Linked DNA regions of Mus musculus: region 1 is linked to region 2. A link is a contact called in ENCODE Hi-C or POLR2A ChIA-PET data. All regions are on one chromosome and are shown on one strand. The core of a region is the stretch at or near the end of the contact, and the rest is flanking DNA. Distances in the headings are between cores, read along the strand shown. Region 1 holds the start of AA388235 (expressed sequence AA388235). Region 2 holds the start of Rxrb (retinoid X receptor beta).

Region 1 (3,966 bases), core at 400-2,899, 50 kb before region 2:
GGTGTTTCGAGGTTTCACCCCTGATCAGTGATATTGGGAAAGATTAAGTTTACACAGGTTTTGGTTGTGTGGAGTTTGACCTGACCTCTCCCCCGTTTCCCTGAGAACTTGATGCTCTTAGGTTTCATCCTGACTAGGGAAGCAACTGGCCTTAAGCAGCTCCACAGAAGGATCTGTCTCTGTTACTTTTCTTCTGTTTTATCCTGTTTTTATAAGGCAAGGTGGGTCTCCACAGATGACCATGTTCATCAGGCTGGCCTTGAACTCACAGAGTTCGCCTGTCTGCTGGGATTAATGGCCTGTGTCATCACACTTGGCTTTCGTTACTTTTCTACGACTATAAGACGTTGGGACCCCATCAAGTTGTGAATGTTTTTAATCTGTTCTCTACTTTCAGAGAATGTGAATCCATGACGGCAGAGGAAAGACATGGTACAAGAACAGTGTAAGCTCACACATCTATCTGCATACCAAAGGAGAGACACTGGGAACAGTGGGAGTCGCTCCTCCCCACCCTCCCATCAGTGCTTCATTGGCTTGCTCTCTCATGAGGTCACAGCTCAGTGGGTCAGCCATGTCCCTGCACTCACACTGGTCCTTGCTGTCTTCTGAGAGCACTGTCAGAAAGCACAGGTGTCGATCACACGTTGGCTTGTTCCAGTGGCAGTCGAGAGTTGTAGGCGTAGGACACAGTGTTCAAGGCGTCCTTGTAACGGTCCATGCATATGGTGATGCATTCCTGCTCAGAGTTGTCCAAGGAGCCCCAGGCTTCCTGATGCACTTCCTGAAACGCCTGTCAGTCATCTTGAGCAGCTCCTGCTCATGCGCAATGGCGGTCTGCACGTTCACCTGCTCTATAATGGTCCCTGGTCCAGCTTTCCGCAACCTACGCCATTAAAGTCCAGCCAGACCACAGGCACAGCCAAACGCAGGTGCCTGGAGCCTGGAAATGTTTAAAACCTCAATGCCCAGCCCAGTGACACTTCTCCAACCAAGCCACACCTCCAATCTTTCTCAAGAGTTCCATCTGCTGGATATGAAGGATTCATTCCTATGAGCCCGTGTGGCTGTTCTCATTCAAACCAGCATAGCGTTCACTATGAAATGGAAGAGACCAGCAGGGTTCTGCAGATGTGTCCAGTGCAATCTGACAGAGATACCCTCCAACAGGGGACTCTGCGGAGTTAGGTCTCCCCCTTTGCCTCTGTCCCCTCCTGCTCAGCCCCTCTCTGTCTCTGTCCTCAGGCCTCTCCCCATCAGTGCCCAGCTCCCCTCCCTCCTGAGCTATGCACTGACACTGTCTCTTCCTGGGCCTCTAGTTTCTCTCATGTGCTCAGCAGCAGGCTGTGGATCAGCTGTGTGGTTTTGATGTGAACATTCCAGTGGTGGCTGGAGAGATGGCTCAGAGCTGAGAGCACGTGTTCCTTGTTGGGAGCCGCCCCACATTCGCTGTCACAAGGTGGCGCTGACATCCTGTGTTCTAAGTGGTAAACAAATAATCTGCGCATGTGCCAGGGTACTCCTCCCCCCATGTACTCTGCCTTCCCCGTGACTACAACTCGGCCATGGGCTGCAGCCAATCAGGGAGTGATGCATCCTAGCAAAAATATAGTTCTCCTTAAAGAGGGAGGGGGTTTCCGCCATCTCTCTCTCGCTGGCATCTCTCTGGCTCTGCGCGCCTTGCGCTCTCTCGCTGCCTAAAGATGTAACAATAGGACTCGGCGCTCTGGCGCGCCCTCGCTCTCCCGCGCGCTCTGGCGCTCTGGCCCCATAAAGATGTAAGCAATAAAGCTTTGCCGCAGAAGATTCTGGTTGTTGTGTTCTTCCTGGCCGGGTGTGAGAGAACGCGTTTGTAACAGTTCCTGTTGCAGAGGATCCAGGGTGAGTTCCATCAGCACATGGTGGCTGTCAACCATCTGCAACTTCAGTTCCCAGGGATCGAATGCTAGTGCTAGTGCACATACATATTCACATACAAAAATGATTACATCTCATGACAATAAAATTTTAAAAATATGATTTGAAAAATACTCCTTCTCTTTCTCCTACACATCCAGAGTGTGAGGACAGGAGTGGAGGGCACAGGAATGTTTGGACATCACTGTCCCACCAGCCAATGAAGAGCGCTCTGTAACAGGACAGGAAAAGATGGTTGAAATAGAGTGTATTGAAATGACAATTTGTCAAAAAGCATAAAATTAAAAATACAGATGATATTTCATTTTATGAACCTACCATGCCCAGTGGGTCACAGCCTCATCCCAGGAAGAAGACACAGTGTGTGCTCATCTTTGCACTTGAGCTGATGTGAGTTTTTGATTCCCTATGAACAAGATAAATTCGACTCAGACGTTTGAATGCTAATTTGTAACAGCCCATGACATCCCAACATCCAGAGCATTCCTGCAGAGAAAGGTGTCCCCTTTCCCATCTTCCCTCCCACTGCAGACCCTCCAGAGTCTCACCTGTTGAAGATGAAAGAGAAGCATCGCATTCTTGGGCAACAGCGCCGCCTGGTGGAAGAAACAAAGAGGACAGCGTCTGAACCCACAGAGCTGAGGGTAAAGGGGATCCAGGCTGCTGAGCTGCCCCAGGGCCTCCTTCCTATCTGCACTTCTCCAGGGCTCTCAGGTCTCAGGCCGCCCTGCTCTCATCAAACTACATCCAGAAGAACTTTACGTGCTTTTCCAGCCGTGGGAAGAAAACTCCCTGTAAGAGGGGAGGCAGGAGGCAGAGCCATGGGTGCTAAAAGGAGCTGCAAAGCCCCAGAGAGCAGTTCCAGAACTCGGACAGGGACCATGGTGATGATTCTTTGATGTCAGCTACATGTGGGGTTAACTAAAACCTCAAAATGGAGGGCAGCATCTGTGAGGTGTTTTTGCTTAATTTGAAGTGTGAAAATCAATTTCTGATCCTTTTCTTTGAGGTAGGAAGACACAGGTGTAAACCAGAATATTTGAGCAGGAGCCCCTCCCACTTTTTGCTCTGGGCCATGACTTCTGCTGGAAGCCTACATGAAGACCTGGAAGAAGGAAAGGCTTGCTCTGTGTCTGCTTGCTCTTCTGGTTTCTACAGTTGCTGATTCAGGCATGGTGTTTCCCTACTGAGAGGACTGGACTGTACCTGCTGGTTCCTGTATGGGGTCTGCTGGCCAAGAAGTCTGGACTGAAGCTGTTGATTCGTATTTGGTGTTTGCCATGGGACTGAACTGCTGACAAAGAAAATTGAGCTTGCCCCCCAAAAGCTATTGTTAAACAGGTCCACTTCCCCCATATCTAAATAACTTTTCTCTTCCACTACCTCTTCTGGATTGTGAGCAAAAGGAGAGGCTAAACATTTTGTTATTATTATTTATTATTATTACCATTATTATTATTATTAAAACTATCTTTCTTTCTCCCCCTCTTTCTTTCTTTCTTTCTTTCTTTCTTTCTTTCTTTCTTTCTTTCTCTCTCTCTCTCTTTCTTTCTTTTTTCGAGACAGGGTTCTCTGTATAGCCCTGACTGTCCTGGAACTCACTTTGTAGACCAGCTGGCCTCAAACTCAGACGTCTGCCTGCCTCTGCCTCCCAAGGGCTTGGATTAAAGGCGTGTGCCACCAATGCCTGGCCAGATAGTAGAGAAAGAACGACTGAGAGAAAAAGAGAGAGAGAAACCCCAGAATCTAATCTCCTTCCCTTTGTTTGCTCCATGACCAGAACCTTTAAGATCTTGTGACCACTGCTACTTATTCTACACCCACTCAACAACCACATACCTACCACCCCACTCTTGGGAATGAGGGCTTAGTGTGTATAAAATTGTTTCCCGCTTTCTGGGAATGATGATATCTCTCAGGGGCACCAAGGCAATGAGGATAATGGTCAAGTCCTAAGAAAGCAAGCTGTAACATTTGCTGTGCATTCGCTGTGTGCTAGGAAGGTGCAGGGCTTAGCTGAATCCTTGGGTGGGGCAGTCTTTGAGGCTG
Region 2 (3,851 bases), core at 409-2,908:
TCCATGTCCTCCTTTCACGTGTCTCACAAATTTCTCCACCACGAGGAAGGCGACAATCCCACTGAGAACCCACAGCCCCACAGAGAGAATGGGGCCCTGGCCTGGAACGGAGGCAGTAAAGCATGAAGGGAGACGCAGACTCAAGTGTAAGAGGCGAAGCATGGGAATGGAGAGGTTGCCCTTTCCCAGCACACCAGTCCCTGGTTTTTCTCACCACTGTGGGAGTGTCCATGTCCAGGCTGCTCTGGAGCGTGGTGAGAATGAGGTTCTGCGGGAAGTGGGAGAAAAGGCTTGATGAGGGAATGCCTGGCTCAGGGGATGTGTGTTTGAAGACAACCGGAAAATCTGGGATCATTAAAGAGAAAGAACAAAACCGCTTAAGCCTTTGAGGCGGAGCCCACAAGTTACTTACCCAAGGCATGCGGGATGAGGTGGAGGAACGCATCACCCAGGAGCCCCCCGGAAGCAAAACTGAGCAGGATCTGGAGCAGAGAGCGGTGCCTGGGAGAGTTAGATTCTACTGGGATGAGGAACAGCACGAAGAACGGAGCTGCGGAGATCAGCACTGTGGCCCCCAGTGCCTGGTGGAGAAGCACAATCAGAAGGCAAAGATGGAGCTTCCCACCGATTAAGAACCAGTCCCTCTTCCCCACATCCCCTGGCGACTCACGTAGGCCCAGAGGGTGACAGTGTCCAGGTGGTGTTTGATGCCTGGAGCCCCAGCCTCCCTAGAAGTCCCATGGCTATGTTCACGATGGGCATGTCCATGTCCTCCGTGGTGGAGGCTATCGTGGGAGTGGCCATGGCTATGGCCATGGTGTAATTCCTCACGTGAGTGTCCATGGTCGTGGCTGTGGGCATGCCCATGCCAGATGCTTTCATGAGTGTGGCCGTGGCCATGGTGGAAATCTTCATGCGAGTGCCCGTGGCTGTGGCCATGGTGGAAATCTTCATGTGAGTGCCCGTGACTGTGGCCATGGAAGTCCTCTTCCACATCTTTGTGCAGGTCACCATGACCCTCGTGTCCGGCCACCAGCAGCCCCAAAGCCGCCCAGGTCAGCAGTCCCACAGCCACCCAGTGGGGGGCCCGCAGGCCCATGGTCATCACGCTGACCGGAGGAACAAGAGACGACTCGACTTGACTCTCAATCTACCTATTCGGGATCCGCGTCCCTTGAAGCCCTTCCTCTATACTACTTGCTCCGCTCTTACATTGTCCCCAAGGCCGGTCCACCTCATCCCCAACACCCTTCCTGGATGCAGCCCCCCACCCCCGACACCGCTCTAGCCTTTGATCAGCAACTTTACGGTCTCTCTGGGCCCGCGTCTCTATGGCCCACTGGTTGGGGTAAAGGCCTGGAAAGCGCCGTAAGGGAGCAGCAGGGACCTCTCACCGGCTCCGGGATCCTCTCGGTTCTCGGTTTGCTGGGACGTGGCACTCACGCCTCGAGCTCCCGCGAGATCCGGAAGCTCCCTTTCTTGCCTGCGCCCCGATACCTTTACCAACATGGCGGCGCCCCGAGGGCGGCGCGGCCACGGCGTCAGGACGCATGCGCAGAGCTGGGGGGTTATCCGAGGGGACGGCGGGCTGGCGGGCACCGCCTCCTCCGTTTCCACCTCGGCGAAGGGGCGGGAGCTCAAGGCGAGACTTCCCGTCTGTACAAAGATGGCGGCCGCGCCGGTGCTGTCATCTCAGTGCCGAGCCGAGCGCGGCTCTTGAGTCGCGCTGCCACAGGCCGCGGCCTGCTCGCCTCCGCGGCTTCGTCGCGGCCCCCGAGTCCCCCGCTGTCCCCCCTGCGCGTCCCTGGCGCCTCTCCGGCTTCCCCGCCCTCGGCCCGGGCGTCATGTCTTGGGCCACTCGTCCGCCCTTCCTCCCGCCGCGGCATGCCGCGGGGCAGTGTGGGCCGGTGGGGGTGAGAAAAGAGATGCATTGTGGGGTCGCGTCCCGGTGGCGGCGGCGGCGGCCCTGGCTGGATCCCGCGGCGGCGGCGGCGGCGGCCGGAGAGCAGCAAGCCCTGGAGCCGGAGCCGGGGGAGGCTGGCCGGGACGGGATGGGCGACAGCGGGCGGGGTGAGTGTCCCGTGGGCCCGGGCCGGCGCCCCTCGCGCCCCCTCCCCGCGCTCCCGCCCCCTTGTTTGTAAACACGCGCCCTCGACGTCCCGAGGCCCAGCGCCCTCCCCCGGGGCGGGGCGCGGCGGGGGAGCTTCCGCCCTTCAGGTTCGGGCCCGCGGCGGGGCCTGCGTGCGCGGTCTCGGGCGTGGGAAGGACACCGTTCCCCGTGGGCTGGAGGACTCTGGGCATTCGAAGGCTGAGCTTACGCTCTGGGACCGGGTATTTCTGCCATACTCTTTGCCCCGAATGTTCTAAGTTGGGGTTGGACGAGGGGTTCGCTGCTACACCTCCACGTGCTGCTTCACAGCCCCCCCTCCCGAGGTCAGCTTGGGATGACCCAGTAGCCCCGCCTGACCTGCCTCCCTTTTTGTCAACCGCCTCCTCTCACGACTATTAGAAGTGAAATTGTTGTTTGGCCACTTGGTATTTCTGAACTCCAGGGTTGCGGGCTGTGGTGGGTCAGGGAGAATTAAAGTGTCCATTTGGATGATCAAAAGGCTCACTTTCTCTTCTTGTCTCTCCTGTCCGTGTGTGTCTGCCTTGTACGTACCCACTTCTCAGATTCCCGAAGCCCAGACAGCTCCTCCCCAAATCCCCTTTCTCAGGGGATCCGTCCGTCTTCTCCTCCTGGCCCACCTCTTACCCCTTCAGCACCTCCACCTCCAATGCCACCCCCGCCACTGGGCTCCCCCTTCCCAGTCATCAGTTCTTCCATGGGGTCCCCTGGTCTGCCCCCTCCGGCTCCCCCAGGATTCTCCGGGCCTGTCAGCAGCCCTCAGGTGAGAGAGAGGTTGTGGCCTGCTTATTGCCACTGTGCCTTCAGTTCCTTGTTCTCAACTTCTCACCCCCACTCCCCATCTTTGGGTGAACTTCCCCAAAACCCGTTGATCTTTCTAGTTCTCTAATCATAGCAAGCCTGTGGTCTCGGACCCCTTGCTCTTCCTGAAGGGGGTGGTCTGTGGGGGTGCATGCTTCATCAGCTCTGTTTTGAAAACAAACCCTAAGCCTGCAGGGAATATTTTTGATGTCCTGTTCAGCTCACGGTGGCTTTGCTGCCCTTTTCGCTTCAATATGCCTGCCCTTCTAAGACCTGTGCCCTTCAGGGCCACTGTAGCACAATTACAGAAGGGTGGACATCACTCTTGGTGTCACGTGCAAGGAAGGCCCTTTACGTTAGACAGTAGTGTCCCCAGTACCTTCTGGAATAGTACAGGGCTTGCTCACAAGCAGGAAGTGGTTTGCCTGACATATGAGAGTCTCCTGTGACTTCCCTGTCTCCCCCATCCCAGATCAACTCCACAGTGTCGCTCCCTGGGGGTGGGTCTGGCCCCCCTGAAGATGTGAAGCCACCGGTCTTAGGGGTCCGGGGCCTGCACTGTCCACCCCCTCCAGGTGGTCCTGGGGCTGGCAAACGGCTCTGTGCAATCTGCGGGGACCGAAGCTCAGGTATGGGGCTCAGCACAGCCGTAGAAGAAAAAAGCACGTCGGGGCTGTTTACCACTGCCTATGGGGCTCCCAAGGGTTCTTGAGGCTGGTCAGAGCAAGGAGGCCTATGGGACCTTTAGATTCATATCAGATGTGGAGAGGGGTAGGAGTGGGGGTGCTACATGGTTTCTGGTCACCGAAGACTGAGTCACCTTTTTGGATGAAACACAGGAAGGATTTAGACTATGTTCCCTCTCTGGGCAGATTGGTAAGAGACTCCCTAAGAAGGAGGTCTCCACAAAACTGTCTTAACT

The links. A loop is a pair of places that touch in the nucleus more often than their neighbours do. ChIA-PET counts read pairs that join two places held with the same protein, here RNA polymerase II (POLR2A).
Region 1: POLR2A ChIA-PET joins it to region 2 with 14 read pairs in embryonic stem cell. The contact joins the promoter of AA388235 here to the promoter of Rxrb in region 2. A Hi-C loop is called at or near these places in 1 of 37 maps with a recorded cell type or tissue (T-helper 2 cell). POLR2A ChIA-PET finds 5 or more read pairs at or near these places in 4 of 5 experiments (Patski and embryonic stem cell).

The regions. Positions count from the first base shown.
Region 1 is chr17:33,979,843-33,983,808 of GRCm38, forward strand. AA388235 (expressed sequence AA388235) reads left to right here and starts at 1,650. Exons shown (of 1, transcript NR_033305.1): 1 at 1,650-3,966.
Region 2 is chr17:34,030,154-34,034,004 of GRCm38, forward strand. Rxrb (retinoid X receptor beta) reads left to right here and starts at 1,659. Exons shown (of 10, transcript NM_011306.4): 1 at 1,659-2,070; 2 at 2,674-2,891; 3 at 3,402-3,558. The coding sequence starts at 1,845. Slc39a7 (solute carrier family 39 (zinc transporter), member 7) reads right to left here and starts at 1,537. Exons shown (of 7, transcript NM_008202.2): 1 at 671-1,537; 2 at 413-581; 3 at 215-268; 4 at 1-101. The coding sequence starts at 1,105.